Regions from separate parts of the Homo sapiens genome. Here regions 1, 3 and 4 are each linked to region 2. Evidence: chromatin loops called from intact Hi-C (ENCODE). Cell type or tissue: PC-3. All regions are shown on one strand. Each heading gives the region's core, and the rest is flanking DNA. Links, peaks and the distances in the headings are about the cores only.

What was found. A loop is a pair of places that touch in the nucleus more often than their neighbours do. Peaks named below come from ENCODE experiments on the same cell type or tissue, not always from the same donor. Only the 100,000 strongest peaks of a DNase experiment are listed, where the experiment ranks them.
Region 1: a loop joins it to region 2, with 4 times the contacts of the local background. A loop is called at or near these places in 1 of 110 quality-filtered maps.
Region 3: a loop joins it to region 2, with 4 times the contacts of the local background. A loop is called at or near these places in 1 of 110 quality-filtered maps.
Region 4: it touches region 2 in a loop (11-fold over the local background); 1 of 110 quality-filtered maps calls a loop at or near these places.

The regions. Positions count from the first base shown.
Region 1 is chr12:115,309,969-115,317,830 of GRCh38, forward strand. LOC124903082 (a long non-coding RNA gene) reads right to left here. Exons shown (of 11, transcript XR_007063592.1): 8 at 4,216-4,319; 9 at 746-930. Among named protein-coding and RNA genes, the nearest start is that of LINC02463, 570 kb to the right of the region's middle. In PC-3, for the core only: no CTCF peak of the experiment used is centred there; a DNase peak (open chromatin) is centred at 4,203; H3K27ac peaks cover 1,501 bases.
Region 2 is chr12:114,995,712-115,003,573 of GRCh38, forward strand. No RefSeq gene overlaps it. Among named protein-coding and RNA genes, the nearest start is that of TBX3, 320 kb to the left of the region's middle. In PC-3, for the core only: no CTCF peak of the experiment used is centred there; a DNase peak (open chromatin) is centred at 4,540; H3K27ac peaks cover 2,739 bases.
Region 3 is chr12:114,766,934-114,774,795 of GRCh38, forward strand. TBX3-AS1 (TBX3 antisense RNA 1) reads left to right here. Exons shown (of 2, transcript NR_187552.1): 2 at 351-1,055. Among named protein-coding and RNA genes, the nearest start is that of TBX3, 87 kb to the left of the region's middle. In PC-3, for the core only: a CTCF peak has its summit at 3,598 (motif pointing left); no DNase peak of the experiment used is centred there; H3K27ac peaks cover 503 bases.
Region 4 is chr12:114,928,878-114,936,739 of GRCh38, forward strand. It overlaps LOC124903079 (a long non-coding RNA gene), which reads right to left and starts at 4,705. Exons shown (of 2, transcript XR_007063586.1): 1 at 4,142-4,705; 2 at 1-1,214. In PC-3, for the core only: no CTCF peak of the experiment used is centred there; a DNase peak (open chromatin) is centred at 4,784; H3K4me3 peaks cover 512 bases; H3K27ac peaks cover 2,372 bases.

The sequences.
Region 1 (7,862 bases), core at 1,969-5,968, 310 kb after region 2:
TAATCATAGCTCATAGCAGCCTCAAACTTCTGAGCTCAAGGGATCTTCCTGCCTCAGCCCCCTGAAGAGCTGGGACCACAGGTATGAACCATAATGTCCACCTAATCTTGTTACTATTTATAGTGACAGGATCTTGCTATGTTGCCCAGGCTGAACCTAAACTCCTGGGCTCAAGCGATCCTTCTGCCTCACCCTCTCAAGATGCTGGGATTACAGGCATGAGCCACTGTGTCTGGCCTATTTTTGTGTTTTAATCTTTAATATGAAAGTTTGGTGGTGGTCATCTTTGATCACTCTACACATGAGAAAAAGAAAGCTATGAAGCTAAGGGGCAGATAAGACAGTAAACGTAAGCCACATTTTTCTAGCTGTTCATTCTTGCCCCTTCCCAAAATCCACCTGCCCCTCTATCTTTGGTAGACCATCTAGTGCTTTATTTTTCCCTTGAGATAGCCTCTGGATTTTATTACTTGTAACCGAAAAGACACAACCTCTGTTCGCTCCACCTGGAACATAAATTTCTAAGCTTTTTGCAATGTTAACTCCTTATGTAATTCAGCTTCTAAGTTTTGCCTCAAATCCACCATTTACATGGAGTTCTTAAAGCACTGTAATTACTTAATAATATTTAATAGTGAATGGATAAATGAAATCTTACCAATACTTAACGTTACTTTGAGAAAATTCATTCACATCTCTGAACCTCAGTTTCCCCAACTGTGAAACAGAAGCATAGAGAGCCAACCTCAACAAGGCAGCTGCGGAGACTGAAAATAAGGTGTGCAAGGTGCCCGGCACAGAGGAAACACTCAGTGAACAGCAGCCACTCTGGACAATGATCTGCAGGCATCCCCAGTGATAGGCAATTGATTCCTGCCCCAGGTAATGTCCTCTTTCTATGTCTTGGCTCGAACCTCCAGCAGGGTGAGACTGTGGAAAAAGGAATAATCTGAAATTAGATTTGCCCCTATGATTCCCAAATCAGAATCCATTTTCATTTGATGTCTCTATGCCCTGAGTAGAGCAGCTGTGCCGGGGATTAAATAAGGGGGACAGATCTGTCTTCTAAAGAAAGGAGAATTTTCCATACTGGTCTGTCAGGATATTTGCTTTCCCACTGTTTGTCTGGGTTGGATCCCAGATTTGCTGTCACACTGGCCTCCTCCCTTGCAATAGCCAGAGATCATATTAAGCGTCCACTCATGGAATTGAGAGGAGAGATAGAAATGCATTAGTGTCAAGATCTCCAGGGTGCATCTAAAATAAATATGATTCCTCTCTTCCCACTCCTCACACCATATGCGGGGGACACCCAGTGTTTATTTTTCAGCTGCGCCAGCCAGTCTGGAAGAGGACACCATGGAAATGGGAGAAAAAGGATCAGGGTGGTGTAACATATCACTGGGGGAAGTTTAGGGCCCATCACTCAACAAATAACAAGTCAACAACCCCTGTCGCTTGGATATCCCCTGTGAAAGCTGCATCACCCTGTTTCACAATAACTTTAATCTGACTGTGTAAATTCAAGAAGTTCCCATGGCTTGTAAATGACTGGCACAAAGTGGCCCGTTAAAATAATTCAGGTTCTTTGCAAAGAAAAAAAAATGGGGGCAGCTTTAAAATAAACCACAATGCATAAGTCACCAATATGTCAGATGTTGGTGGAAACCAGCAAACTAAACTTATATTGTGAGGCCATACACAATTTTTTTCTTTAATCAGCCTGCTTTCCTCTCATGGGTGATTGGAGCTAAATTTTATAATGTGGTAGAAAAGACGCATTGGTGTTAACTTAATGTGGAGTTAACTTGTAGTACATTATGTAACTTCGGGCAAGTAACTTTTACGTGAAACTCAGATTGCCCATCTAGAAAATGAGAAAATTGGACAGTAGGTAGGAGAGTATATATTTGGCTCACAGGTCATAACTCTCTATTGTCGCATCCACAACAGACATCACTAGTCACTCATTTTATTTATTTTTCCTGTTGAACCCAGATGAGGTCTCAGGATTTATCTCAGCTGAGAGTTTCAGGGAGCCACTACCCACTGATAAAAGATAGACTTTGAGAAGAAGCTTCTCTGTCATTCCTACAGCAGATGATTCTTGAACGTTCTTTGCATTGCACAAGCACTGTGTCATGTGGGCAATCGGACATGCCACCTCCACCCTACATAAATTTGTAGAGGTACTTCTTACCTTCATACCTTCAACCAAACTCGGTAAGCTGCCTTTGAAATAAGTTCATTAGGAGGTAAGATTTCCAAATAATACTTTGCACTCAAGTCTCAAGTTTTTGTTTGTTTGTTTGTTTTTATTCATCAAATTGCTCATCCCATGAAAGCTTCAGGAGGAGATGTAACTAATTGCATGGGAGAACTACATGGAGATGGCCTCAGAGCAATTCACAGGACTGTTCTGAATTGTCAAGATCTGCCTTGGATCCAGAAGACCTGGAAGCTTTACCAAACTTATACATGAAATTTCTCCACAGACCCCAGCTCAGCCCCACCGACTTGGTAGTGACTCTTTTTTTTTTTTTTTTTTTTTTTTTTTTCAGATGACCAATGAAAGGATCGGTCTGCCTCTCCAAAGTCCTCAGAAAGAATACCAAAATTGTGGCTAGGTCTGAGAAAGTTTTTATACAATGTCATGGGATTGGTAAATCCATTGTAGCACTGGCTTATCTGTCAAGGCTGACATATGGCAGGGTAACGCTTCCTTCCCTAAGCATTTTTCTTTGGTGAAAGAGAAACTCTGGTCCCTATGAGAAAAGAATATGAGACTGACTCAGAGTCCTATTCATGTTTGATGCTACTGGGCACAGCTGTTTCTGGCTTCAAGGCATCTATCACATCTATGACTTTTTCTCCAGCAACCCCTGTGATAAAGTTCATGAAACTAGAATCCCCATAGAAGAATGGTGGCTGGCACTATACTTTGGGGACACAAGTTGTGAAACTCTCAGTGGCCCAGCATCCAAATTTCTATTGTGCAGAGTCTTCTCTGATTTTGGAAAATGCCTTACAAAGTTAGGATGTTGAGACGAGGCTCATGGTGATGACACAGGCAGGTTTGTTTATGGAGTGGGGACAAATATTTTGAATCCTGCTTGCTGTTTGTTTTGTCTAATGTACACATAAAACTCAGAATGATGTTACCAGGGATATTGCACATCAAGCACTTAGCACGGTGTCTGGCAGGTGGAAAGGGCTCAGTAATGGGAGATACTGAGTGGATAATTACAATAGCATCTTAAGTAGGCTTCCTGCCTCTAACTTTAACCTTCTCTGTTCCTCCCTCTAAGCAAGAGTGAAGATGATGACGATGACGATGATGATGATAAGGGTAGTAATTGGTTTCCCGTTATCAAGCACCCACTGCATGCCAGTAAGTGTTTGCTTGCACCACCTCATTCAATCCTTTCAATGGTTATCAATATTATTATGCCAATGTGAACATTGCAGAAAATGAGGCAGAGAGAGGTTGTGTTCACTTGCTAAAGTCTTGCAGCTTGTAACTGTATGAGCCAGGATTTGAACCCCACCCCTCCTCTTAAGCACTTTGCTATGCTGTCTTTCATTCACCCATCCAATTATTACCTGTTGAGGGCCTACTACCCTCTTAGTATATGGTCTACCCTGTTCAAGCCTGGTATAGACTGAGTGTTAACTATATGGTAGAAATTATTGTTATTAGTTATTATTTTTATTTAGATAATTTTGCCTCATAAGGGAGGCTGAAATAATTATAATATTTGTCCTGAAAAGTGTAGCCAGAGAGTATGATATGAAAGGATGCACATTGCATTAGGACCCATGAGTCCTGGCTTCTAGTTCCAGCTCCCATCCCCACTCACTGTGCTACATTAAGCAGGGCATTTCCCCAATCTGGGCGCCGGGTATCACGGGTTACCTCTCAACTCAGCTGTTACAAGTCCCTTCCGTCTAGAGGAGAGCATCAAAGCCAGGAAAAACTAAGCTTCCCTAAACCTGCAGTGCTTTACCTGATGGAGCCAAACTCCATGTAGCAAACCTAAAACCTTGATGCTGTGTAAATTGGCACATACACACAGCTTCCACGTGGTGATGACTATCAAAACAAGCTTTTGTCTACCCCACAGGGTCAGCCTCCTTTCTGAAAATCAAGCAGCTGACTGAGTCCAGGTCAAAGTCCCAGTGGGAGTGAGAGCCCAGAGCAAAGCGTGCACTTACATTCCATGATGATGATGCTTGGTGATGAATGAACCAGCTTCTTGGCAGGAAGGAAGTTCCTACAGGTTGAGGTGATCCTCCTAGCAATGTGTTTATTTGACAGCCTAAGGCAGCAAAAATTCACAGAGAAGAGAAAAGAGAGAAGAAAAGGGCATAAAAGAAAGGTTATTTAAGAACATCAGGATCCTCCCTGGCCAGCCAAACACTCATAAAACTAGAGCAGAAGATCATATAAACACATTGTGAAAAAATAAGGTAATCGGAGACTAAAAAGGTCCTAGAGAGGTATTAAGGCCAGGAAACATGTACTTTCTCTACCTTAGTACTTAGGCTCATTAATTTTTATTTAATCTACTTGGCACATAATAAATACTCAAGAAATATTTGTGAAATGAATGAACTACAGGAAGAAATCATTGTTGACTATGGCTGCCAATGACGGTGTCACAGGTTAAATGGGTGGTGGGAGCTGGGTACAATTTGAATTGCTAGAAAAAGAAAATAATTCAGAAAGACCATCAATTTTAACAAAGATCCCCATGAGAGAACAAACTTGGCTTGTTCTGTTGGGAGTTAAATTATTCAAAAGAGCCTAGACTATTTTGCAGACAATTTCCCTGGAATTTTAGTGATTCAATATCATAAAGGTTGATTTCTTATTCATGTTGTATGCCCAGCAGGTAATGTAAGGGGGCTCTGCTCCACATAGCCATTCAAGGATCCAGGATGATGGCAGGATCCGTTGACTACTTAGTCTTAGCTGCATCATCTGCAATATTAGTCCGCCATGGTCACCACAGAAGGGGAAGAGAGCTCATGGAGAACCCACATCTGATTTGTGTGCTTTGGCATGGGAATGACATGTATTCCCTCTTCTCTCAGCCCAATAGACAGAATTGGACACATGGCTCCACCTGACTCTAGTAGGCTGGGACGTACAAAGAACCCATGGCTCTGTTTCATAGCAGTCATTAGGAGAGCAACCTGCTAGAGTGGTAAACACATTTTAGGTAAGGTAGAAAAATAATTAAGTATTTGTAGTTCTGCTATGACAATGCATGACCTAGAAGTATCTCCAATAACATAGGAAAACCCCTTCTATGGTGTGCCAAAATTTGTCAATATATTAAAAGAAATCTTCATTCTTTTCATTTTATGATTTCAAAGCTGTTAGAAAAGGACTCCAGTCTTTTGAGTCCATAGCCTCTTCTCAATGACATATGAGTGAATTCAGGTGCCTGCAAAAATTAATTCTTAGGGAGGGCAGAGATTCTAAACTTACATAGAGCTGGGTCCAAATTCCAGCTCCACCACCCTCCTCAAGGCCCTTAATCTTCATCTCTGCATTCATTCATTTGGTTAATATTTACTATGCACCAGCCCATTAATCAAGAAAGATAAAAGGGAAATACTCTGACACAATTCTTATCCTCAGTAAGTCTTCAGATTATTGGATAACAACTAAATGAAATGGACTGATACAATTAATATTAATATTTTTAAAATGTCTATACTACCCAAAGCTATCTATAGTTTCAATACCATCCTATCAAAATCCCAATGGCATTTTTTTTTTGCAGAAATAGAAAACAAATTCTAAAATTCTTATGGAACCACAAGTTACCCAGAAACCAAAGCACTATTGAACAAGAAGAACAAAGCTGGAAGCATCACCCCTTCCTAATTTGAAAATATGTTTCAAAGCTACAGGCATTAAAACAATACAGTACTGGCATAAAGACAGACATGTAGACCAATGGAACAAACAGAAAGCCCAGGAATAAACTTGTGATTATATAGTCAATTGATATTTGACAAGGGTCCCAAGAACACACTTAGAGAAAGAGTATTCTGTCCAATAAATGGTGTTGGTAAAACTGGATATCCATGTGCAAAAGAATGAAAGTGGACCCTTATCTTACACCATACACAAAAACAAACTTAAAATGAATTAAATATTTAAATTAAGATCTGAGGCTATAAAGCTCCTAGGAAAAAATGGGAAAAAGTGTCCTTGATATTGACATTGGCAATGATTCCTTGGATATGGCACCAAAAGCACAAGCAACAAAAGCAAAAACAGACAAATTGGACTATATCTAACTAAAAACCTTCTTCACAGAACAAAAAAACTTCAAAATGATAATACAACTAACAGAACGGGAGAAAATGTTTGCAAACCATAGCTGTATATATCATTAAGGGTTGATATCCAAACGATATAAGAAACTCCTACAATTTACTAGGAGAGAGGGAGAGAAAGGGAGAAAGGAGAGGAGAGGAAGGAAGGGAGGGAGGGAGGGAGGGAGGGAGGGAGGGAAAGAATGAAAGAAAGAAAGAAAGAAAGAAAGAAAGAAAGAAAGAAAGAAAGAAAGAAAGAAAGAAAGGAAGGAAGGAAGAGAGAGAGAAAAAAGAAAGAGAAAGAGAGAGAGAAAGAAAGAAAGAGAGACAGAAAGAAAGAAAGGAAGGAAGGAAAGAAAAGAAAAGGAAAAGAAAAGAAGAGAGGAAGCAAAGAAATAAAGAAGAAAAGAAGGGAAGAAGGGAGGAAGAAAAGAAGAAAGGAAGGAAGGAAGTGAAGAAGAACCAGATTTTTCAAGGAGTAAAAGACTTGAATAGACATTTTCCCAAAGAAAACAAACCAATGACCAATAGCTATGAAAAGATGCTCAACATCATCAGAGAAATGCACATCAAAACCACAATGAGATCTCACCTCACACCTGTCAGGATGGCTATTGTCTTAAAAAGATAACAAGTTTTGGTGGGGATGTGGAAGAAAGAGAACTCTTGTATAATTTTGGTCAGAATGTAAATTGGTGCAACCACTATGCAAAACAGTACAGAGGTTGCTCAAAAAGTTAAAAATAGGTCATCATGGCTGGGCATAGTGGCTCACACCTGTAATTCCAGCAGTTTGGGAGGTCAAGACAGGTGGATCTCTTGAGGCCAGGAGTTTGAGTCCAGCCCAGGCAACATGATGAGACTCTGTCTCTAATAAAAATTAAAAAATTAGCTGGGTGTGGTGACACATGCCTGTAATCCCAGCTATTTGGGAGGCTGAGGCAGGAGAATCACTTGAATCCAGGAGGTAGAGGTTACAGTGAGCTGGGATGGTGCCACTGCACTCCAGCCTGGGTGACAGAGCGAGACTGTCTCAAAATAAATAAATAAATAAATAAATAAATAAATAAAAATAGATCATTATATAATCCAGAAATCCCACTTCTGGGTGTATATCCAAAGGAATTGAAATCGGAATTGCATTATTCACAATAGCTAAGACATGAGAGCAATCTAAATGTCCACTGACAGATAAACAGATAAAGAAAATTGGTATATACATATAATGAATTGTTATTCAGCCTTAAAAAGCAAGAAAATCCTGCCATTTGAAACAATGTGGATGAACTTGGAGGATATTATGGTAAGTGAAATAAGCCAGGCACAGAAGGACAAGTACTACATGAACCCACTTCTATGAAGAATCTAAAATAGTCAAACTCACAGAAGCAGAGAGCAGAGTGGTGATTGCCAAGCCTACAGGGAGGGTGAAACGGAGAGATGTTGGTCAAATGATACAAAGTTTTGATTATGCCAGATAAATAAGTCCTAGATATCCAGAGGACAACATAGTAGCTATAGTTAAG
Region 2 (7,862 bases), core at 2,435-6,434:
AGGCAAACACCTAAAATTCCCTGGCCACCAATGCACCATATGGGATCCCTCAAAATAAAATTGGGATATGGTAGTCAAGTCCCTTGATCTCCCCCTGTGATCCATGATTTTCACCTCCTGGTGTTTACACTCTCGTGTAGCACCCCCCCCGCCCCCGACACACACACACACACACACACACATACACACATATACATTGAATCACAGCTGGTCTGTATGAGCAATAGATTATGCTAGAGGAAACAGTGCATAGCTTCAGAGTTGGGTCATAAAAGGCATTGTGCTTCTTCCTTGGTCTCTTGGATTGCCTACTGTGGGAGAGGCAGCTGTCAAGTCATAAGGATACTTAAGCAGCATGTGGAAAGGCCCACGCTGGGAGAAAGTGAGGCCTCCTGCCAAAAGCCAGCATGAATTTGCTAGCTGTGTGAGCTGGGAGTGACTCAACTTGGAAGCAGATGCTCCAGCCCCATTCCTGCTTTCAGATGAGAGTGCAACCCGAGACAACATCAAGACTGCAACCTCATGAAAGACTCAGCCAGAATCACCCAGCTGAGCTGCTCCTAAATTCTTGACCCACAAAAACTGCAAGACACAATAAATGTTTATTCTTACTTTAAGTGTCTGAGTTTTGGAGTGAGTTGTTACACAGCAATAGGTAATTAAAACAGTGTCCTCCCAGATCCCTGGAGGTTCTTTTAATTGGCTGTGCAGGTGCTGTTGTTAAGAACTCCAACCTACCGTCTTCTCCAGAGCACTACTCCTGTGTGATGTGCACTCCCTCACCCACAGGTCCCTGAGAGTTAGATATTTCCCCATCTCCCACCCCCAGCATGCAATGCAGTCGATTTTTCCGTCGGTACTTCTCCCTTATCTCAAAAAGGTACTGACCCTATGATGCAATTTACACTCTAGAGCTCCTCTCAGGACCAGGCTGAGGCTGCACTGCACTGGAAAACACATCTTTTCTGCTTCTCCCCTTCTCTATCTTGCTTTCCTCACGACCTTACAAGTTGAAAACATATCCTCAGTAAACAACTTACACAAGAATTTGCATCTCAGGTGCTACTTCTAGGAAGGAGTAGTGGATCCAAGCTTCTTTCCTCTGAGCTTCTATAACAAAATACCACAGACTTGGTGGCTTATAAACAACAGGAATTTGTTTTTCATCATTTAGAGGCTGGAGGTCTGACATCAGGGGGCCAGCATAGTTGGGTTCTGGTGAGGGCTGTCTTCCTGGCTTGGCTGCCTTCTTGCTGAGTGCTTATATAGTGGAAAGAGGGCAAGAGAGCTCTCTGGGGTGCACCCTCATGACCTAATTACATCCCAAAGTCTCCACCTCCCTATACCATCACATTGGAGGTTAAGATTTCAATATATGAATTTGGTGCAGGGACACAAACATTCACAGAACTTCAGTCCATAGTACGTGCAAAGGAGAAAAAAACATGAGATATGACTAATATTGTTTATCCTATCAAGAGCCCAACTTGTCTCCCCCCAACCCAAGTATTTACACTACTCAAATATATGCATCTCCCTATACAAGCAGAGACAGATCTGCCTCCTCCCTGTAGGGGTAAAAAAAAATCCATATCTTGTTAGTGAATGCACTTAGCCACAAGCACAAGCTTCCTGGGTCAAGTTTATTTTCTTCTATTATTTTGTGCCCTATTTCAGTATCTTGCAACCTATGAAACGGCAAATTTAACTATTCCCATATACCATAGTCTGTGAAAAGGAGAAGAAAGATAATCAAAAGTATTTAGAACATATCAATGTATATCTGACACAAACAAACAAGATACAATAAATTTTCATAAAAACTCAAAGGCCATGGATAGGATTTGCTACCCTTTCACATCCCATTCCATATTTTCTGTTTGAGTTTATTTACCCCATGAGGTGATCCAAGCCTTTATTTCTGAGAGAACTAAATCCTTGATGTCCTTAAATGGAAGGACTTGCCATAATTTTCCATTCACTTTGACCACTGTATGTAGCTGCATGGGGCTGGAAGACACCCAAGGAATCCCCTTAGTTCCATTCAGACTCCTCCAGCTCATGTTGTAAATCAGAATTTCTGCTTTCCTTTGATAGAGAGGGTCACCAATCCCAGCCTGCTAGCACCACAAACCTCTCTTTTTATTGGAACATAAGGAGTACCTAGAGCTGCAGGCTTTAGTTGGGCTAGTTGGGCTAGTTGGCCAGTCATAGTTAGGCTCCCTCTTGGAAGCATCACATGTCGAGATTCAGATTCTGAGAAGTTATGTGAGCGTGCCCAAGTCACCCAATGGTAGAGACTTGAATTCATGTCTATCTGTTTCCAAAGTTTGAATATTTAGCTGATTCATCTGCTTCAGTGAGTGTAAAGACCTTTGTATTCTGTGTAGGTCGTGGCAGAGGACAAGTAGAAGGGGGTATTAGCAGAGAAATGCCACCCAAGAAAAGGCTGTGTGGGGTAGTGGAACAACCCATGGCTAGAGTCCCAGCTCTGTACTTATATTTATTCAATGTATTCAACATTATTTGGCAAGCTCTTTCTATGTGGCAGGCACTGTCCTAGGCACTAAAAATAGAGCAGTGCTCATAAACAAACTCTTGCATTTTCCTTTTTAGTCATCTGTCCCCTGCAAGTTATTTCACTTCTCTGAGCCTTGCTCTCCTGCCCTATAAGATGAGGATATTAATACCTACCAGATGAGAGCAGTCAATTTGTTTTGTCACTAGGAAAGTGAGGACATTAATATCCAATCTTGCTGGGAGAATTAAATCAGGCAAATGTAGATAGATCCATTTATTGCACCAACAGTTATGGACCATCTACTGTGTGGCAGTGGCTGGGCTGAGCTCTGAGAACACATCCAGTGAACGAGCCAAATATAGTTTCTGCTGTCTTCGACCTTGCACTGAGTAAAGTTGGATATTAAGCAAAAAATCACAACCATGACTAGGGTTTTCAATGGATATGCAGGTAGCCACAGTGACTGCTATTATTCTTCCTTTTCCTTGCCCTGCTGGTGCTTGTTTCCTCCTACTTCAAGGTCTCCAGAGTTGGGGGAGCTCACAACGCCTCTCTTGTTTGTCTAGGGAGTCCTGAAAAAGAGAATAACATTTTGATGCTGAACGGCAGAGGCAGGGAAGAGTTAAAGTAGAAAAGTTCCTCAAAGGGGCAGCAACCAATGAGTCTGCTGCCATCCTGGCTGAGTCTTGCTGTCCCTTTGCCATGGCTTTAGGTTTATGGAAAAAAAATAGGCTCTTTAGAGAGGAAGAGAGGAAGTCTGTTTTCCTACAGCTCAGCTGAAAATCTCATCGTTCTGTGGAATTCTTTTCCCCCTTTAATGTGCACAGTTTTGGGATGAATTTTGCTCCTCTGTCAGTTTCCTCTGGATGTTTTATTGTAGGGAGGACTTATGGACTCTGCAACCAAACATAAATGGCCAAGTCCTAATTCTGTAGTTCCTTGGTTCTAGCAGCATGTGCCTCGAAAGGTGCCTGGCATGCAGTAGGTGCCCCACAAACATTTGCTGGATGAATTGCCGCCTGGGGACCCCAGGGTAGTCATAATATTCTGGAAGATCTGTCTTTTCACTCCTCTTGTTTGCAGAAGAAAAAAGTGTCAATCTGTCTTTCTGCATTGGCAGGTCTGTCAGGGTAGAAATACATCAGGGTTCTAGATAATTCATGTTTGAGGAACATCTGCTAGATATGTCATTCCAGTGGCATTTTACAGGTCAGTTCCTTGAAATATTTAAAAAAACCAGGAGACAAGCACATCACACCCATTTTTCGCTCCCACAAGAACAGGCTATGAAATGATTCTACTTTGACCCCTAATTCATTTCCGTGGGGATTCTGCTTATTAGTTGCTGCAAGTCTCATGTGTCTGGCAGAGATGTGTCTGTCTTCTTGTTGGCTAATGGTTTTGTCATTAGCCTGATGAATAGACTTGATCTAACATTCTTCAACTCCAGAGTAGGACGGACTCTTCCCCTCACCACCCTGCTGACCCTGTCAGTTTACAGCACAGAAATCTTCCAGTTGGGTTTTGTAAGGAGGCAGATTAAACAGAAAAAGTGTTTCTTCTTCCCTGGCCAAGTCATTTTGGATTGAGAGCGTACAAAAGTTGCTTTGTAGTTTGAGAACTGCTCATAAAAGTAAATTTCTTTTTTGATGCAATGATTAGAATTGCTTTGCTAGAAGAAAGTTACATATAACTGGTTACTTACTAGCATATCTTGTATATTATAATAACCTCAGGCACATGATAGGCATATTTATTAAATGAATAGTCATTATGTAAATGGAAAAAGATAAATAAGACCAAAGGGTGACAGATATTCAACAAATATTTGATGAATAAAGAAGTTAACAGATAAAATAAATGAATGAAAGTAGTTCCCAGGATGAAAGAAACATGAAGTCACTGCGACTGGAATGTGCTAGAGAATTGCAGGGTGTCTGTCAGCAGATAATGGTGCCCTTGCTTTTCTTCCCACAATTCGCAGGGGAGGTTTCTCTGCACCTGCCTTTGTCCAAGGTGACTCATTTCTTCCGGCCACAATTGTTTGACCAGAAATGGCATCTAGCCCCAGGGGACAAATAAAAAATATCTTCCCCAAGAAGACAGAACTGAAGCTTAGATGAAGATTCTGTGTTGCAGGGACAGTAATATGCTCATGTGACTACTACAGGAAGCCATCTTTCGCTTGCCAATGAGATAAGGAAGAAGGAAAAGATAATCTGCCATGAGGAAGAAGAATAAAATAATAGAAAAGAGGGAGAGAGAAAGAGAGAGGGAGGGAGGGAGGGAGAGAGGGAGAGAGAAAGAGAGAGAGAGAGAGAAAGATTGAATCAGGAAAGAGAAATGGGCCGCACCCTGTTGCTAATGTCTGTAATCCCAGCACTTTGGGAGGCTGAGGTGGGTGAATCACCTCAGATCAGGAGTTCAAGACCAGCCTGGTAAACATGGTAAAACCTGGTCTCTACTAAAAATACAAAAATTAGTGAGGTGTGGTGGTGCATGCCCGCTTAAACCTGGGAGGCGGAGGTTGCAGTGAGCCAAGATCGCGCCACTGCACTCCAGACTAGGTGACAGAGTGAGATTCCGTCTCAAAAAAAAAAAAAAAAAAAAAAAAGGGTGGGGGGAGAGGGAGAGAAAGGGAGATAGAGAAATGTCTAGATACCTGAGATTCTTCTAGTTCCCAGATATAACCCCAAATCTTTATAATTTCTTCAACATTTTCCCTGAAGTTAGCATACATTGATTTATGTCATTACAAACACTCTTTTTTTTTTGAGTCAGGGTCTCACTCTGTTGCCCAGGCTGGAGTGCAGTGGCACGTTCTCAGCTCACTGCAACCTCTGCCTCCCAGGTTCAAGTGATTCTCCTGCCTCAACCACCCAAGTAGGTGAGTTTACAGGCATGTGCCACCACACCCAGCTAATTGTTGTAGTTTTAGCAGAGACGGGGTTTACCATGTTGGCCGGGCTGGTCTCTTAACTCCCGGTCTCAAGTGTTCCATCTCAGCCTCCCAAAGTGCTGGTATTATAGGCGTGAACCACTGCACCTGACCCCCCAAACACTCTTAACATATGTGCCCAGAGATGAGACATTGTAGCCTTCATGGTCTTTGTCCATTCAAAGGCAAAGACTGGAACTCTCAAGCAGCCTTGCTAATACTTCCAGTTCCCTTCCTACTTCTTAAGGTCCTAGGTTGTAATGAGTATTTTTTTTTCTTTTTAAGTATAAAAAAAGAAGAAGGAGGAGAAGAAAGCCGAAGGGGGGAGGAGAAAGAAAAAATGAAACCCCTTTGCCCTCAAGTCTGTGAACTGGCTGATGAGGCGCTGCTATTTGATTTGGTTGCCACTCAAGGCTGAGGTTTTTCTTCTCCACTTTTCGCATGGACTTCTGTTGCTTTTTCTTGGCTTCTGGTTGCTCAAGAGGACTGAAGGGTGTCCAGGGCAGGGCTGTGGTGTTTGCATTGGCTGTCAGAGCTGAAGGGGCGGCAGAAGGGCCTGACCTCCACCTCAGAGCAACAGGAGTTTCCTTTCTGGGGTTCCTTGTCTCGGGGATTAGGACAAAACACACCCACAGTTGAGCTTCAGTAAAACCTGATTAGAGTCTCCCGGAAGTGTTTGTTTTGTGGGGCTACCACTACAGATCATGGGAAACAAATGCTTCTTCTCTTCCTCTCTCTTCTCTTCCCCAGCAAGGGAGGCTGGTGGTTTTGGCTGCCTTGGTGGAAAAACCAATACTCTTCCGCAAATGGGTTCTTCTCACAGCCGTGAATTAGTGTTGGCACAGACGCCTCTGAGTGGGGATCCCACAAAGGTGCAAGCCTTTGCAAGACAGGACCTCAAAGACGTGGGGTGGATGGGGCGGGTGGGTCAGGTAGAGAGCCAAGGAGGGCAGTGGGTGTCCCTAAATGGAAATGCTGACAAAACTGAGAGTTAGGAGGGACAAGGTGTCCTGGCACCTTTCTCCGTGTCAGACAGGGCACTTCAGCCAGTTTGCAAGGTGTTGGCCAAGGCATCTGTGAAACCCAGCAGCCAGAAACCTCATGACTGGCTGGGAAAAGCACAATTATAACAAGAAGAAGAAGAAAGGAGCTTGTTTTATGAATACATTTGCAGAGCCTGGAAACTGCAGGGAAGGGGAAGTTTAACATAATGGGACCCTCGTGGAATCCCTCTCATCCGCCTAAAACACACACCTCTGTGGTTTCTTTTCTCCCCGATGTCCTTTCTCAAGCACCACCTCCACCTTTGCCACCCTGACCCCATTGGCTGGCCTTTTCCTCCCCTTGCCCTCACCAATCAGCTGGGTCTGCCAGTCCGAAGGCTAGGGCATGACATGTTTGCACCATGCGTAAACACCACTCACCATTAAGAGCTCCCTCTAATGAGAAACAGAGCCACAGAGGGGAAGCTTCAAAGTGGTTAACGGAAGGAAGTGCCTGGAATGAAATCCGACTTGATGTCCCAATTAATACGTCCCCTAATTCTATTTCCTGCCCTTGCGGGCTTGCAGCCGCCTCCCTCTAATTTCTGTGGGAGACAGAGACTCGGCTGATGGGGAGGAAGAAACCTGGAAATGGGGCGGCTTCACGGATGACTTGATACACAGGCAATGGGCATATTAGGACAAATTAGGGAATTAAGGAGGAGGAAAAAAAAGAGACGACGACAGTCAGAGGAAATGTCATCTGAAGTAATAGTATTAATGGAGACTGGGGCATTGCTGGAGAGGGTGGCTGGAGAAATTGAGAGCTCCAAACACCAGCCAAATTGTCTTTTATTTCAGGCTGGGAGAGAGTAGCCATTGCCAGACCCTTTCTTCTCTGCTCTAGGATGTTGGGGGAAAAACAGCCATGGGCCTGTTCAGCAGGATTAGAGGCAGGCCCCAATCTCAGCCCAAAGTCTGTTGTATCCAGGTGAAGGCTTTATGGAAATAAAATGAAATATAAAGACATCAGCCTGGCAATAGTCAAGTTAGAATAAGTGGTGCGCTCTGGAAGTGTGAAAAGACCTTTGGAATATCTCTTTATAGTCTGGTCAGCCTGAAAGTCCACCATTTGATTGCTCTTTTTCAGATAGGCATTGCCCTCTCTGTATCGTCCCATACAGAGAAAGATGCTTGCAGAGGGTAAAACGTGGCATCCCTGAGGCAGTGGGATAAAGAGTTTGTCAGGGAAATCAGACACCCCAGAAGAAGTGGTGACCAGAAGACCCTCATCCATTCGGCTGCGATATTTGAGCAATCTCCGATTGATTCCCATCTTCAGTTTCTCCAGCACTCTTTTCTATCCTCTGTCCATCTTGCACACACCTGCCTCATGATCTTTCTAAAATACAAAACCCAT
Region 3 (7,862 bases), core at 1,237-5,236, 230 kb before region 2:
CGCTGCAACCTCCGACTCCCTGGTTCAATTGATTCTCCTGCCTCAGCCTCCCGAGTAGCTGGGGTTACAGGCACGCACCACCACGCCCAGCTAATTTGTGTATTTTTAGTAGAGACGAGGTTTCACCATGTTGGCCAGGATGGTCTAGATTTCCTGACATCATGATCCCCCCGTCTCAGCCTCCCAAAGTTCTGGGATTACAGGCGTGAGCCACCGCGCCTGGCCTCTACTTTCTTAATAAGACCTCCAGGCGCATGACAAAGCAGAAACCTTCAGAAACAAAATCTACCGAGTTCGAAGAACGGGCCTGGCCCAAGGCACTTTGGACGCTGTCCGTTCTGTCTTCACAGCGGCTTGCAGTAAACTTCTTGGAGGAGAATTGGCATTGCAAGGGTGTTACTGGAGACCTCGGCAAGAAAGTGAATGCAAAGACAGATGACCCAGGAACCCGTGATGGATAAGGCTCTTGACAGCCAGGACGTGGAATTACAGGGGGTCTCTTTGAGAGACAAAATAAAAAAAATAGCCCAGTAATCTTCCTTCCACCCTTTTCTCCCAGATCTAATTACAGATGTCTTGACATTCCTTCTGCATAGAATTTCCTTAAAAGATTTGCCAAGAAGAAACATTTGGAAACTGTGTTTTAGGTATAATCCGTCTGGGAGTCACTCTTGCTCGCTTTGTCGTTAGATGACAAAACGCTTAATTACAGCGAGCACAATGTATACCACATTTGGAAAACTGGATTCTTGACCTAAATAATGTACCCCATACTGACAATGGCCTTTTGGCAAAACTTGTGTCTCTGATCTCACATTAATTACTACACAAATATACTTATTGTGGGCACCGAGTTTATGGGATGGAGTCCTCTTGACACATGTTCACCATAAAAACACATTTTTTTCCCTTCCCCTGACCCTAAGGAAAAGAAAAAAAAAAAGATTAACATTTTTCAAGATGCTGTTTTAGTGACATGAAAACTGTCTGTTGAGTGTTCACTCGGCTTTTGTTCTTTTTCTTTTCTCCTTTTATTAAAAAGCCTTTCAAACCAAGCATTCCTGGTTTGTGATTCTTTACTTTTGCTTTTATGCTGAGGGAGAGACAGATTAGATTAGATTAAAGACCAAGGGACACCTCGTGAAATACATTCCATCTAGAGGCAATTTGGTTGAGAGGGCCAATTGTGTGTGTGTGTGCCTGTGTGCGTGCAGGCGTGCGTGTTTCTCCTTGTGGCATACTGGTGGTCTTTTTACAGATACAGAGTTCTGGTTTTTGGAAATGCGTTTATTCCTTTAGCCTTTTTCCCTTCAGAAGCCTGCAGCCTTTGATTGTGGCCTGACTTTTAGGGGTCTGCGGCATTTTGGGGGGTAGTAAATCTTATTAACTCTTCCCTTTAGTGTCTCGCCATTCTCAAAAACTTTTACAAAAAGCAGCAACACCGCCCTCACCAAAGACAGATGAAAGGAGCGGTTTCAAAGCCCCTCTCCCCCCTGCCCCAGCAGGCCCCCAGATTGGTCTGATGATGTCACAGGGGTAACCACGGCAACAGGCCGTGACATCATGACAAAAGGAGGACTGACCTTGGCCTGGAATTCAAAGCAAAAGCAGCTCATAAACTTCTAAAGCAAGCAGGAGATAAATATCCTTAGTCATAAAAGAACAAACGAAGTTTGGGGTGGGGGGACGGGGGAAAAAAAAGCAGAACTTTTTTTTTTTTTTGAAATACAGTAAAATGTGTTGCCAAGTTTTTCAGGAAGTGCTAGTGGCCATTTTGATGATGTGAACTAGATTTTAAAACAGAAAGAGGAAAAATGAATGTGGTGGACAAGGGCTGCTGACAATATTAGATAGAATCAGGTGAAACTTTTCCCTAAACTATAATTTGTAAAATGGGGGAGAGGGGATGAGCCAGACCAAAGCAAAACAACAGACAAATTCATTTCTGAGTGAGAGAAGGAATTACATGGCAGGAGAAAGGGAGTAATCCAGGAACTGTATTTATCAAAAAGAGAATGTGCTCAAGGCAACATAGTACTCCGGATGGGATCCTGGGCCAGAAAAATGGATGAAATCTGAAGAAGATCTAGAGTTTAGTTCAGAGTAATGAACCAATGTTGGTTTCTTAGTTTAAAGGATTTTTTTTTTTTGAGACAGGGTCTCACTCTGTTGCCCAGGCTGGAGTGCAGTGGCATGATTTCGGCTCATTGTAGCCTCCGCCTCCTGGGTTCAAGCGATTCTCTTGCCTCAGCCTCCTGAGTAGCTGGGATCACAGGCATGGGCCACCACACCCAGCTAATTTTTGTATTTTTAGTAGAGACAGGGTTTTACCATATTGGCCAGGCTGGTCTTGAACTCCTGACCTCAGGTACCCTCCCGCCTTGGCCTCCCAAAGTGCTGGGATTATAGGAGTGAGACACCATACCTAGCCAATTTTAATTTTAAAATTGTATTTATTGATTTATTCATTTATTTTTAGATTCAGGGTCTCTCCACCTCCCGGGCTCAAGTGACCTTCCCATCCCAGCCTCTTGAGTAGCTGGAACTACAGGGTCACCCACCACTTTTGACTAATTTTTTATTTTTTGTAGGATGGGGTCTTGCTATGTTGCCAAGGCTGGTCTCAACCTCCTAACCTCAGATGATCCTCTCACCTCAGCCTCTCAAAGTTTGGGGATTACAGGCATGAGCCTCCATGCCTGGCTTGCCTCCAGGAAACTTAAGGAAGTCCCCTGCGTCATTCTAGAAGGTGTTCTTGTCCTTAGAGTCTTCTATGAGTCTACTGGCCCAGTTTCACAAGAAAGCTTCTTTCTCTAGATGTCCTGAGGGTAGGCTGACCACACAGCGTAAGAAGCTTGTCTCCAGATGCCAGGAGGGGCGGTGAAATTACACCAAACTGGGAGTGGAGAGGGCCTGTCTCTGCTTTCACATGAACTTGCACGTGATATTGGGAAAGACAGAGCTTCATTTTTTCTGGTCCACAAAACAGGGTCATTGGGCAATAGATAACAATGGTAAACAGATTTCATGTCAGGTGCAAGCTGAGGCCCTGTCTATAATTTAAAAACAACAACAATTTGCCTGGCTAATTTAAAAAATTTTTAATTTTGTAGTGACGGGGTCTCACTCTGTTGCCCAGGCTGGTCTCAAACTCCTGGGCTCAAGTGATCATCCTGCCTCAGCCTCCCAAGTAGCTAGTTGGGATTATAAGCATGTACCACCCTGCCTGGCTCCTTACTTGTAAGTTTGAGTCAACTGATGGAGACTGGCTGGGGCCCTGTGTTAAGCCTGGGATCAATGAGAAGAAATGTGGTGGTCCATTAGTAATGTCTGCCATGGATGTGGGTTTGGAAAGTGGAAGCATGTGTTTGCCATTCCAAGCCCTTGTACACTTGGGCCTAGCCCCTCTGGGGCCTGCTAGTCTAGACAGATTCTTGTGTTTCCAGCAACACCCGTGTGGAACAGTAGACAGAACACAGTCCCTGGAGTCAGTGAGCAATGGCTTTCAGTCCTAGCTTTCTCCATGTACTTGTGATAAATGGCTCAGGGCATTTGGTAAATACGAGACACAATGTGTGAAGCTCTGTGCATACCCACTGCCATCTGGGGGAGAGAGACAACTTAACAGGCAACAAAACCACACTGTGCTGAGTGCTATGATAACAGAGTGTTCTTGGAGTACTGAGTAGGTGGACCCGACTTACACCTGAGGGGCAGGCAAGGAAGACTTCCTGGTGGAAGTGGTATCTAAGCTGATTTTTTTCTTTTTTTTTTTTTTTGAGACAGTCTCACTCTGTCACTCAGGCTGGAGTGCAGTGGTGCAATCTCGGATTACTGCAACCTCCACTATCTGAGTTCAAGGGATTCTCTTGCCTCAGCCTCCCAAGTAGCTGGGATTACAGACACCCGCCACCACGTCTGGCTAATTTTTGTATTTTTAGTAGACATGGGGTTTTACCATGTTGGCCAGGCTAGTCTCGAACTCCTGGCCTCAAGTGATCCTCCCATCTCGGCCTCCCAAAGTGCTGGGATTACAAGCATGAGCCACCGCACCTGGCTATCTAAGCTAAATTTTGAAGGATGAATTAAGTATTAACCTGGAGAAGGGAGCAGGGTGAGATGAGGATGGAGTCTGGCTGGGCTTAGATCATGTAGGGCCTGAAGAGCCTTCTTGTGAATTCCAGCTTAATTTTGAGGGTCATGGGGAGCCACTGAAGAACTTTATGAAAGAGAGTTTTATTAGCAAAAAGTCGTTCTGGCTTAAGAGATAGATTTGGGTAGGGGAAAAACTAAGGAAGCCCTTTTTAGAATCCAAGCAAGAAATGATGACACTTATACTATGCCATGGAGCACAGAAAGGCAGATCACTGAGAGATGTTCAGGGGATTGAATGGATGTGGGGGCACCCATTACTTAGGTCTCTGAGCCTCAGTTTCCTCATTTGTTTGAAGTTATTGTGAGGTTTAAATGAGATGATGTGTGTAAAGTCTCAGCATGGTTCCTGGTACACTGTAGGTGCTCAATAAATGCTAACCACATCCATTACGTCTTAAAAGTTCAGTAATTTCATTTTCCTTTTTTTCTTTTTTTTTTTTTTTAATAGAGATGGAGTCTCACTATGTTGCCCAGTCTGGACTTGAAGTCTTGGCCTCAAGCAAACCCCCTTGCGTCAGCCTCTGAAAGTGCTGGGATTACAGGCATGAGCTACCGTGCTTGCCTTCTCCTCCTTCTCCTTCTCCTTCTTCTCCTCCTCCTCCTCCTTCTCCTTCTTCTTCATTGTTAATTTTAGGTGCAGCAATTCCATCCAGGGGATAAAAGATTTATTTATTTTATTTTATCATTTTTTAAAATTTATTTTTTCGAGATGGAGTCTCGCTCTGTCTCCCAGGCTGGAGTGCAGTGGTACGATCTCGGCTCACTGCAACTTCCGCCTCCTGGGTTCAAGTGATTCTTCTGCCTCAGCCTCCCGAGTAGCTGGGATTATAGACATGTGCCACCATGCCCAGCTAATTTTTGTATTTTTAGTAGAGACGGGGTTTCACCATGTTGGCCAGGCTGGTCTCGAACTCCTGACCTCTGGTGATCCACCCTCCTTGGCCTCCCAAAGTGCTGGGATTATAGGCGTGAGCCACTGCACCCAGCCATAAAAGATTTATTTAACAAATGGTAAAACTGAGGTCCAGAGAGGGGCAGTGAAATGACCAGCACCAAGCAGCAAATTAGTGGCAGAACCAAGATTTGAACTCTGCACCTTTGTGATTTTGAGGTCAGTGTTCTTTCCTCCCTTCCTATTCTCCAGCCAGCTGGACCCCTGGGGGCTTCCTTTTGGTCAGAGGAAAATAAGGTCTCTGTACTGTGTTCAGTTGTATCTCTCAAAAAAATACGTTCAGACCGGGCGCAGTGGCTCATGCCTGTAATCCCAGCACTTTGGGAGGCCGAGGTGGGCGGATCACTTGAAGTCAGGAGTTTGAGACTAGCCTGGCCAACGTGATAAAATCCTGTCTCTACTAAAAATACAAAAATTAGCTGGGCGAGGTGAGGGGTGCCTGTAGTCCCAGCTACTTGGGAGGCTGAGGCAGGAGAACCTCTTGAACCTGGGAGATGGAGGTTGCAGTGAGCTGAGATAGCACCACCTCAGTCTAGGCTGGGAGACAGAGTGAGATTTTGTCTCAAAAAGAAAAAAAAAATGTTCAAGGCCAGGCATGGTGGCTCACACCTGTAATCCCAGTGCTTTGGGAGGCCCAGCCCAGGTGGGAGGAGTGCATGATGCCAGGAGTTCAAGATCAGCCTGGGCAACATAGTGAGACCCTGCCTCTACAAATTTTTTTTTTTTTCATTAGCCAAGCAGGGTGGCATGCACCTGTTGTCCCAGCTATTCTGGATGCTGAGGCAGGAGGATCACTTGAGCTGAGGAGGTAGAGGCTGCAGTGAGCTTTGATAGCGCCACTGCACTCCAGCCTGGGCAACAGAGTAAGACCCTGTCCCTTAGAAAAGACAATAAAGTTCAAGTCCTAATCTGTATACGTGTGAATGTGTATTTGGAAATACGGTCTTTGCAGACGTAATCAAGGCAGACCATTGGGAGATGTTCAGGGGATTGAATGGATTTGGGGGCACCCGTTACTTAGGTCTCTGAACCTCAGTTTTCTCATTTATTTGAAGACATTGTGAGGTTTAAATGAGATGATGTGTGAACAAATCTCAGCATGGTTCGTGGTACACTGTAGGTGCTCAATAGGAGGTCATATTGGATTAGGGTGGCTCCTAATCTAATGAATGGCATTCTTTCTTTCTGTTTTTTTTTTTTTTTTTTTTTTTTTGAGCTGGAGTCTCATTCTGTTACCCAGACTGGAGTGCAGTGGCACGATCTCGGCCCGCTGCAACCTCTGCCTCCCAGGTTCAAGTGATTCTCCTGCCTCTGCCTCCCGAATAGCTGGAATTACAGGTGCGTGCCACCACACCAGGCTAATTTTTTTTTTTTTTTTTTTTTGAGACGGAATCTCGCTCTGTCACCCAGGCTGGAGTGCAGTGGTATGATCTCGGCTCACTGCAACCTCCGCCTCCCGGGTTCAAGCAATTCTCCTGCCTCAGCCTCCTGAGTAGCTGGGATTACAGGTGCCTGTCACCCTGCCCAGCTAATTTTTGTATTTTTAGTAGAGACGGGGTTTCACCATGTTGGTCAGGCTGGTCTCAAACCCCTGACCTCGTGATCTGCCCACCTCGGCCTCCCAAAGTGCTGGGATTACAGGCATGAGCCACCACACCCGGCCCACACCTGGCTAATTTTTGTGTTTGTATTAGAGACCAGGTTTCGCCATGTTGGCCAGGCTGGTATCCAACTCTTGACCTCAAGTGATCTGCCCACCTCAGCCTCCCAAAGTGCTGGAATTACAGGCGTGAGCCACAGCGTGCGGCACCAGCATTCTTATAAGAAAAGAGAAATGGACGCAGAGGTACACAGAGAGAACACCATGTGAAGACAGAGGCAGAGATTGGAGTCGTTCTCATCTACAAAGCTGAAGAATTCCAAGGATTGCCACTAATCACCAGAACCCAAGAGGGGAGCAAGGAACAGATTCTCCCTCAGAGCCTCAAAAAAGAAACCAACCCAGTGAACACCTTGATTTCTGACTTCTGAACTCCAGAATCACAAGAGAACACATTTCTCTTGTTTTAAGTCACCCGATTTGCGAATTTGCTATACTTCCTTTTGGCAACCATGGGAAACAAACACAGTCGCTAAGAAGGTGTCTCGCTCTCAGATTTTATCAGCTATCCTCACTGCTCTGGACCTAGGCTCTAGGAGACAGTTTGGAAAGGAGAGACGGCGGCTGGGTGAGAGGACAGAGGGCTTGGGAGCCTGGGGGTGGCATCACAGGATTTCTCCGCGTCACCTTGGTCGGTGACATGGTTTCCTGAGCATGTGCGTCAGCCCTTGGAGATGTCCAGCGTAAGTCAAAGCCTTTGTTCCCTACGATAACCTTGAGAGATGACTCAGTAGAGAAGAAGGCAGGCTGTGGGGTGGGGGAAATGGTCAGTGCAGCTACAAATGAGAGCCTGTTCCTGGCTCAAGGGGAGGACAAGGCAGAAAAACAACAACAGTAATTACCATTCCCTGTTGTTTCCCTGGACCGACCTCCCCTCGTCCTCCACCCGGATGATCCTGAGGCCTAACTCTCCTCTCTGTCCTCACCCTGCACCCATTCTTCCCCACCATCTGTTTTATTATTTTTTTAATTCCACTTTATGGAGAAATATAACTTACATAAAATAAAACACACCAATTTTGAGTGTAGAGTTCAATAAATTTTGATAAAATGCTTATCAAATCCTACCCGATGATAAAATGTTTATCAAAACAT
Region 4 (7,862 bases), core at 2,506-6,505, 67 kb before region 2:
TGGGTGCAGTGGCTTATGCCTGTAATCCCAGCACTTTGGCAGGCTGAGGTGGGCCGATCACATGAGGCCAGGAGTTCGAGACAAGCCTGAGAGATAGGGTGAAACCCCATCTTTACTAAAAATACAAAAATTAGCCAGGTGTGGTTGTGCATGTCTGTAATCCCAGCTACTCGGGAAGCTGAGGCATAGGAATCGATTGAACCCGGGAAGCAGAGATTGCAGTGAGCCGAGATCACCGCTTTCCAGCCTGGGTGACAGAACAAGACTCTGTGTCAAAAAAAAAAAATTACTTTTAAATTGATAAAAACAAGGTAATTCATTGTTAGTTAGCTTGATTTAGACTTTCTACAAGGTATACATATATCAAAACATTGTATCATATACCATAAGTATATACTTTTTTTAATATCACAATTTCGTTGTCCATTTATTCATTGATGGACACTGAAGTTGATTCCATATCTTGCCTATTGTGAATAATGCTGCAATAAATGTAAAAGTGCAGATCTCTCTTCAAGACCCTGATTTCAACTCCTTTGAATATATATCCAGAAGTAGGATTGCTGGATCGTATGGTATTTCTGATTTAAATTTTTTGAGGTGCCTCCATACTATTTTCCATAGTGGTTGCACTGATTTTCATTTTCACCAACAGTGTACAAGGGTTCTCTTCTTCATATCCTTGCTTACACTTGTTTTCTTTTCTTTTTAATTTATAAAGAAAATAGGTTTAACTGGCTCACGATTGTCTGGGCTGTACAGGAAGCATGGCACCATCTGATTCTGGGGAGGTCTCAGGGAACTCTGACTTATGGCACAAGGCAAAGTGGTAGCAGGCACCTTCACATGGCTGGGAGGCTGTGTTTTGGGCCCTTTTGTCCATGGCTCTGATCCTTGCTCCAGAAGATAATCTCAGGTTTGGTAATGCAGTGTCCCAAGGATACCAAGCTGCTGTAGGTCTCCAGCATCATGTCTCTGTACAGGGTCTGCTAAGCATCATCCAGATCTGGTCACTCCTCCCAAGTGAAGTCCTTAGCCACATCCTCAAACAACACCAACACCAGAAATGTATTCATTTCTTTTGCTTTTGGAAACACATAGAAGGTTCTGGAATTATAGCAGAGATTTATTCATCTTTGCCACCCTTGGAAATGCACAGAGCACTGGAGCACTATGGAAGCATAGCTTCAGGGATGCTGAACTCAACTGGAGACCTGCAGGGTGGTCAGGAGAGCATAGCTGCTGAAATACAGTAACAAAATGGCAGAAATCCCCTCCCTCCCTCCCTCCCTCCCTTCCTTCCTCTCTCTTTCTCTCTCTCTTTCTTTCTTACACTAGCCATCCTATCAGGTGTGAGGTGGTATCTCATTGTGGCTTTGATTTGCATTTCCTTGACTGATTAGTGACGTTGAACATCTTTTCATACACCTCTTGGCCATTTTTATATCTTCTTTGAACAAATATCTAATCAGCTCCTTTGCCCATTTAAAAAATCATGTTGGCCGGGCGCGGTGGTTCACGCCTGTAATCCCAGCACTTTGGGAGTCTAAGGCGGGTGGATCACGAGGTCAGGAGATCGAGACCATCCTGGCTAACATGGTGAAACCCCATCTCTACTAAAAATACAAAAAAAATTAGCCAGGCGCGGTGGCGGGCTCCTGTAGTCTCAGCTACTTGGGAGGCTGAGGCAGGAGAATGGCGTGAACCCGGGAGGTGGAGCTTGCAGTGAGCCGAGATAGCACCACTGCAGTCCAGCCTGGGTGAAAGAGCAAGACTCCGTCTCAAAAAAAACAAACAAACAAACAAAAAAAAACATGCCATTTGTGGGTTTTTTTTTTCTATCGAGTCATATGACTTTCTTGTATATTTTGTTCATCAATCCCTTACTAGATATATGGTTTGCAAATATTTTCTTCCACTCATTCTTTATGTTGCCTTTTCATTTTATTGATTTTTTTCTGTGCAGAAGCATTTTAGTTTGATATAGGCTTAGTTGTCTATTTTTGGTTTTGTTGCCTGTGCTTTTGGTGTCATATTCCAAAAAATAATTGCCAGGAGAAGGGAAACATCAAGGAGCTCTTTCCCTACGTTTTTCTCTCTAGGAGTTTTACAGTTTTAGGCTTTACATTAAGTCTTTAATCCATTTTGAGCTCATTTTTGTGTATGAGCTAAGAGTCCAATTTCTTTCTTCTGCATATGGATATCCAGTTTCCCAACACCATTTATTGAAGATACTATTCTTTCTCCATTGCGTATTCTTGGTGTCCTTGTTGAAAATTTGCTGCAAATGCATGGGTTTATTTCTGAGCTCTATGTTCTGTTCTATTGGTCTATGTGTCTGTTTTTATGTCAGTGCCATACTGTTTTGATTACTATAGCTTTGTATTATATTTAAAGTCAAGTAATGTGACGCTTTCAGCTTTTTTTTTTTCTTCTCACAATTGCTTTGTTTATATTCAGAGTCTTTTGTGGTTCCATATGAATTTTAGGGTTGTTTTTCTATTTCTGTAAAAAATGTCTTTGGAATTTTGGTAGAGGTTGCATTGAGTCTGTTAATTGCTTTGGTTAATAAGGACATTTTAACAATATTAATTCTTCCAATCTATGAACATAGGGTATCTTCCCATTTTTATGTGTCTACTTTAATTTTTGTCATCAATGTTTTATAGTTTTCAGTGTAAGAATAATTTTCTTTAACTCCATCTTTTACTAATTATTGTGATCATGGGTCCATTTTTCCACTTAACTCCCTTTAGGAAAGTTCCATTAAAAGTATCTTACACTAGGCATGATGGCTTATGCCTGTAATCCCAGCAATTTGGCAGGCTGAGGTGGATGGATCACCTGAGGTCAGGAGTTTGAGACCAGCCTTGCCAACATGGTGAAACCCTGTCTCTACTAAAAATACAAAAATTAGCCAGGTGTGGTGGCGGGCGCCTGTAATCCCAGCTACTTGGGAGGCTGAGGCAGGAGAATCACTTGAACCTGGGAGGTGGAGGTTGCAGTGAGCCGAGATTGAACCACTGGACTCCAGCATGGGTGACAGAGTAAGACTCTGTCTCAAAAAAAAAATTATCTTACACTCTTTCTTATTTTACGGTGAATCAGAATGTGACAGGGCTGGTGGCAGAGGGATTGGTGTCATTTGGAGACCCATATTGTAATCTTAGTAAGAACATAGTTTACAATATGTCACTGGGTTCTTACATTACCTGCACTCTATTAGCCATGACTATTGTGGTTGCAAGCGGCAGAAACCCAAATAAAGAAAAAAAAAAACACAAAGTAATTTATTGGCTCATCTAATTATGATGTTGAAAGATGGACCTGTTTTCAGGACTATAGAGACTCTGAGAGAAAGTTGCTCTCTCTCCCTGTCCTGCTATCTCTCTCCCTGGCTCTTTCTTTCCATCTTTAGCACTATTTCTCATTCCATGTTGGTATCATTTTCCTCTATAACAAATATTCTTTTCCCTTTTGACTTTTGTGTAGTGGCCATTCAGGAATTTACATTATATGGAAGGACAGAAATAGTTATTTGGTCTCTTGTGTGGACCCTGAGAAGTCAGTGAGTTTTACAGAATTTCTTTGGGGGAATGAAATGAATCAATATTCCTTGCACCTGAAGCCTAACCATCTCACAGGACTGTGCTCCCCCTGGGGAAGAACATAAGGGTGTCACAGTCTAAAGATATCATCATCCCTTGGCCGGGCACAGTAACTGACACCTGTAATCCCAGCACTTTGGGAGGCCGAGGTGGGCAGATCATGACATCAAGAGATCGAGACCATCCTGGCCAACATGGTGAAACCCTGTCTCTACTAAAAATACAAAAATTAGCCGGGCGTGGTGGCACGTGCCTGTAGTCCCAGCTACTTGGGAGGCTGAGGCAGGAGAATCACTTGAACCCAGGAGGCGGAGGTTGCTGTGAGCCGAGATCATACCACTGCACTCCAGCCTAGGGACAGAGTGAGACTTCATCTCAAAAAAAAAAAAAAAAAAGAAAAAAAAAGATATCACCATCCCTCAACAGCATACCCGGAAGTCCTTTTTATCATGCCTCTCATATCTTATCAAATGGACTAATCTTTTTTCTTTATGAAAATGCAACTTAGCAGGTTAATCCACCAGTTTACTTACCTTAAGGATGCCCCATGTGGATCTCTCAGCCAGCTTTTATGATCACAACCTCCTTCACTAAATGTTGAGTGATTTTCATTTCCCGTGGTGCTCACATAGGTCACTACTTTAGTCAAGGCTCTTTGGGGTTTGAGGAATATATTTCTACTCACACAGGTTCAAGCTAAAGGAATTTTCATTGTAAGATTATCCTCAATAAGACAGAATAATGTTAATAATAATAATTATTATTAATAGGGTTATTAATAATAGGATAAATCCCAGAGGCCAAAGGCAGGAAGAGGAAGGACACCTCGAGAAAGCTGGAATTGAGAATTACGGAGTAAAGGGCACCATTTCTGCCCCTATCTGGGGCCCTGTGGCCTTTCTCATTTTTTCTCCCTTGTGGAGTCTGCTGTATCCTCCTTTTCTCACCTAGTCTGTCATTCCTCATAGTGGCAATGGCCATGGTCTCATTACTCCCCACATCCTGACCTGGTGCTACTGGTGACCCTCACCAACCGGCAGCTTGGTTTCCCAATTCTAAATTCTGAGAACAGAATTTATGGTCTGAGTCATGTCTCAGTGGACAGTGCCCTGTATGACACATCCGTGACTGGCCAGTAGGCAGATGATCTCCTATAGGTCAGGTTTCCTCCCCTGGACCAGCCTGGGGCCAGGAACACAGTGGGGGCTGTGGGCAGTGATTCATCCAGGAATTCTGGAAGCTAGTTAACCCCTGTTTTACTCCACATGATTAGGGTAAGACACTGGCTAGTGTGACCCACGTTTTTTGTTAAATAGGGAGGACACACATCTCACGTTCAACTGGCTACAGCCTGGGTGCTCATTTAATTCAATAAATGTGTACCAAGGGCTAATTCTGTGCCAAGGACCCTGTCCAGCACTAAGACTAGTCCAAGGTAAATTCTTTCTTCATTCTAAAACCTCTGAATTCATCTGTAGAACATACCACAGAGGTTTATCATCATTTCTTACAGCAAACACAGTACTGAGGAGAACAATATCTTCTGAGACTCCTGCAATGATGAGGTCTATGCAGCAATCTGACCCTGCACTGCAGTAATGGCGGGGAGGCACACATGCTGGATGTCAGGTCTGTCCCGTATTTGTATATTGTCATTTGATGGGTCATTTAAAACTCTAAGCTATTAAAATAAATGGTATTCTTATCATGATATGAATTCTATTCTTAGCTCATCGTAGTGTACATGTATTTAAACAGGACTTTCTGATGGAATTTTGGCTAAGGTTGGAAAGCAACCAGTCTAAATATTCCCACCTTCCAAAGGAAGGTGCTAAAGCTTCTGCTACCTGGATGGCACTTCCAAAACTGCACTCCAGCCTGGGTGACAGAGCTAGAACCTGTCTCAAAAAAAAAAAAAAAAAAAAAAAAAAAAGAAGGAAATCAGCACAAAGCTGATCTTTCCAGGCCACAGGAAGATTTGCTTTCTCTATAGCTCCCTTCCTTACATACACAGGTGCACACTCACACTCACACCCAAACCCACCAGTAGTGTGGTTCTGTGAAGGGTGGCCCAGACCTGGGGGCTGTGCAGGGAACAAGGACTCAAACTGAAGGCAGCTGCTGATTGCCTCTTGTAAGTGGAAACTGGATTTCCAACACTTTGCCCAAGACAGTACCTGAAGGCTCCAGGCTGACTCTCCCGCGTGGTCACTTGGCCCACATCTGTGCCATGGAGAGCCCATTCTAGCAGTTCCCTGACCGCTGGAAATGCAGGCCTCTATCCAAAGTGACTGTGCATTCTAGCTGCATCTCAGCTTGTCACAATCCCTCCTGATGATGAGACTTCAAGGAAACCACTTGATGAACTTACCTATTGGTTCTTAATTCCTTGAGGCATCAGCTGAAATTGAGACAGAGTCCCATCTCAGCATCCTGGTACCCTAAATCATGTTTTCCAATTGCAAAGAGCCCTTCGAGTACTAAGGAGAAATACCTGAATGTACATTAAAATCGAAGCATGTTGATGATTATATGATCAATAGCAGATGCAATTCATTGAATGTCTCCTATTTGACTAGGGTACAGACAATGTATTGGCCATTATTCATGCAATCCTATTCATTATCATCACAGCTATAAGAAATAGAAGTTATTAAGTCAACATCATAAATATAGAGCTAAGACTCAGAGAGAATAAGAAAGTTGCCAAAGATCACACAGGACGTAAATGTTATAGGTGGAATTTGAACATGTGCTCTCATCGTGAGGCCCTGGTCAGAGCAGGCCTGGAGCTATAAGAAATAGAAGTTATTAAGTCAACGTCATAAGTATGGAGCTAAGACTCAGAGAGAATAAGAAACTTGCCAAAGATCACACAGGACGTAAATGTTATAGGTAGAATTTGAACATGTGCTCTCATCACGAGGCCCATGCTTAGAGCAGGCCTGGAGCTTCTGGGTCTTTATAGGGGAATGTCTAAGTCTCACTTTCCTGGTGATTTATCCCTGTGAAGATTTTTTATCAGAAGTGAAGTTGTCTTTTTTTTTTTTTTTAAGAAAAAGAAGTAAGATTTCATTGCAGAATGGGTTCAATATATGTCTATGTTTACTTCTATGTCCACATTCGTACCCACCCTATGTCCATACCCAAACTTATACCTATTTTTATATCTTAACTTGCCTTACATCAGGGTTTCTCAGCTTTGCTACTATTGACACTTAGGGCTGGATAATTCTTTGTTGCTAGGGGCTATCCTAGGCGTTACGGGATATTTAGCAGCATCTCTGGCCTCTACCCACTAGATGCCAACAGCACCATCCATCAGTTGTGGCAACTCACTAGACATTGTCAAATGCCCACTAGAGGGCAAAATTACCATCTCCTGCCCCAACTGAGCACCACTGTCCAAGAGTAGCAACATGACAAAGTGGACCCTTGGTTTGGCTAAAGCTCTAAGATCACAGATTTCAAAGGATCTCCAAATATCAAAACAGAGTACTAAATCACTTAGGCAAGATTTTCAAAGGAAGTCACTGAAAACCAGATAGTTGTCCTGATGGCCTTCACTCAAGAGGCAACTCAAGGAAGGCCCCTGCAAAGTGATGTTGCAGAGCAAGCCTCCTTCACCCCCACTTAGAGCCCAAGACATGACTTCTTTCCCGATTTCTTCTTTCCATTTATTCTTGGCCTGTTCAGGAAGGAGATGGCAGCATCCATGGTTCTCTCATTTATCTTCTTAGTCATTTTGTTTATTACTCTACAAGCCACCCTGTTCCTATCTAATCAGGGGTCTGCTTCCTGTTTTTGTTCACTGCCATTCGCCCTGCTGGGGCGATTTTTATCATCAAACAGTATGAAAATAGAATGTTAGGAATTGGCACCCTTCTCCTGTTGAGAGGCCATGAGGCTGGCCAGCGCTTGGGCAGAAGATACGGAAACAGCACAAGACCCAGGCATGCATTGTCTGCAGGACAAACACCCAAGCATGCCTCTAGTTCCCTTCACATGGACTCCTCTCAAAAAATAAAAATAATGATGCAATTTGTTTAAACCTGAAGACATGTATTTACAAGCCCTTCATGGCCATTCTTCCTCGAGAGTGGAGGGAATTTTCATAGTTTGATGAATGGGTTCCGTCTGCCATCTGAAATGTACGCAAAGGTGGGCATTCCCATTCAAGGGTGGCTCTCCACTTCCGTTTTGGTTCAATGCCTGTAGTCCGGAAGGAGCCTTGGTTCTCAGTAATGCAGGAGA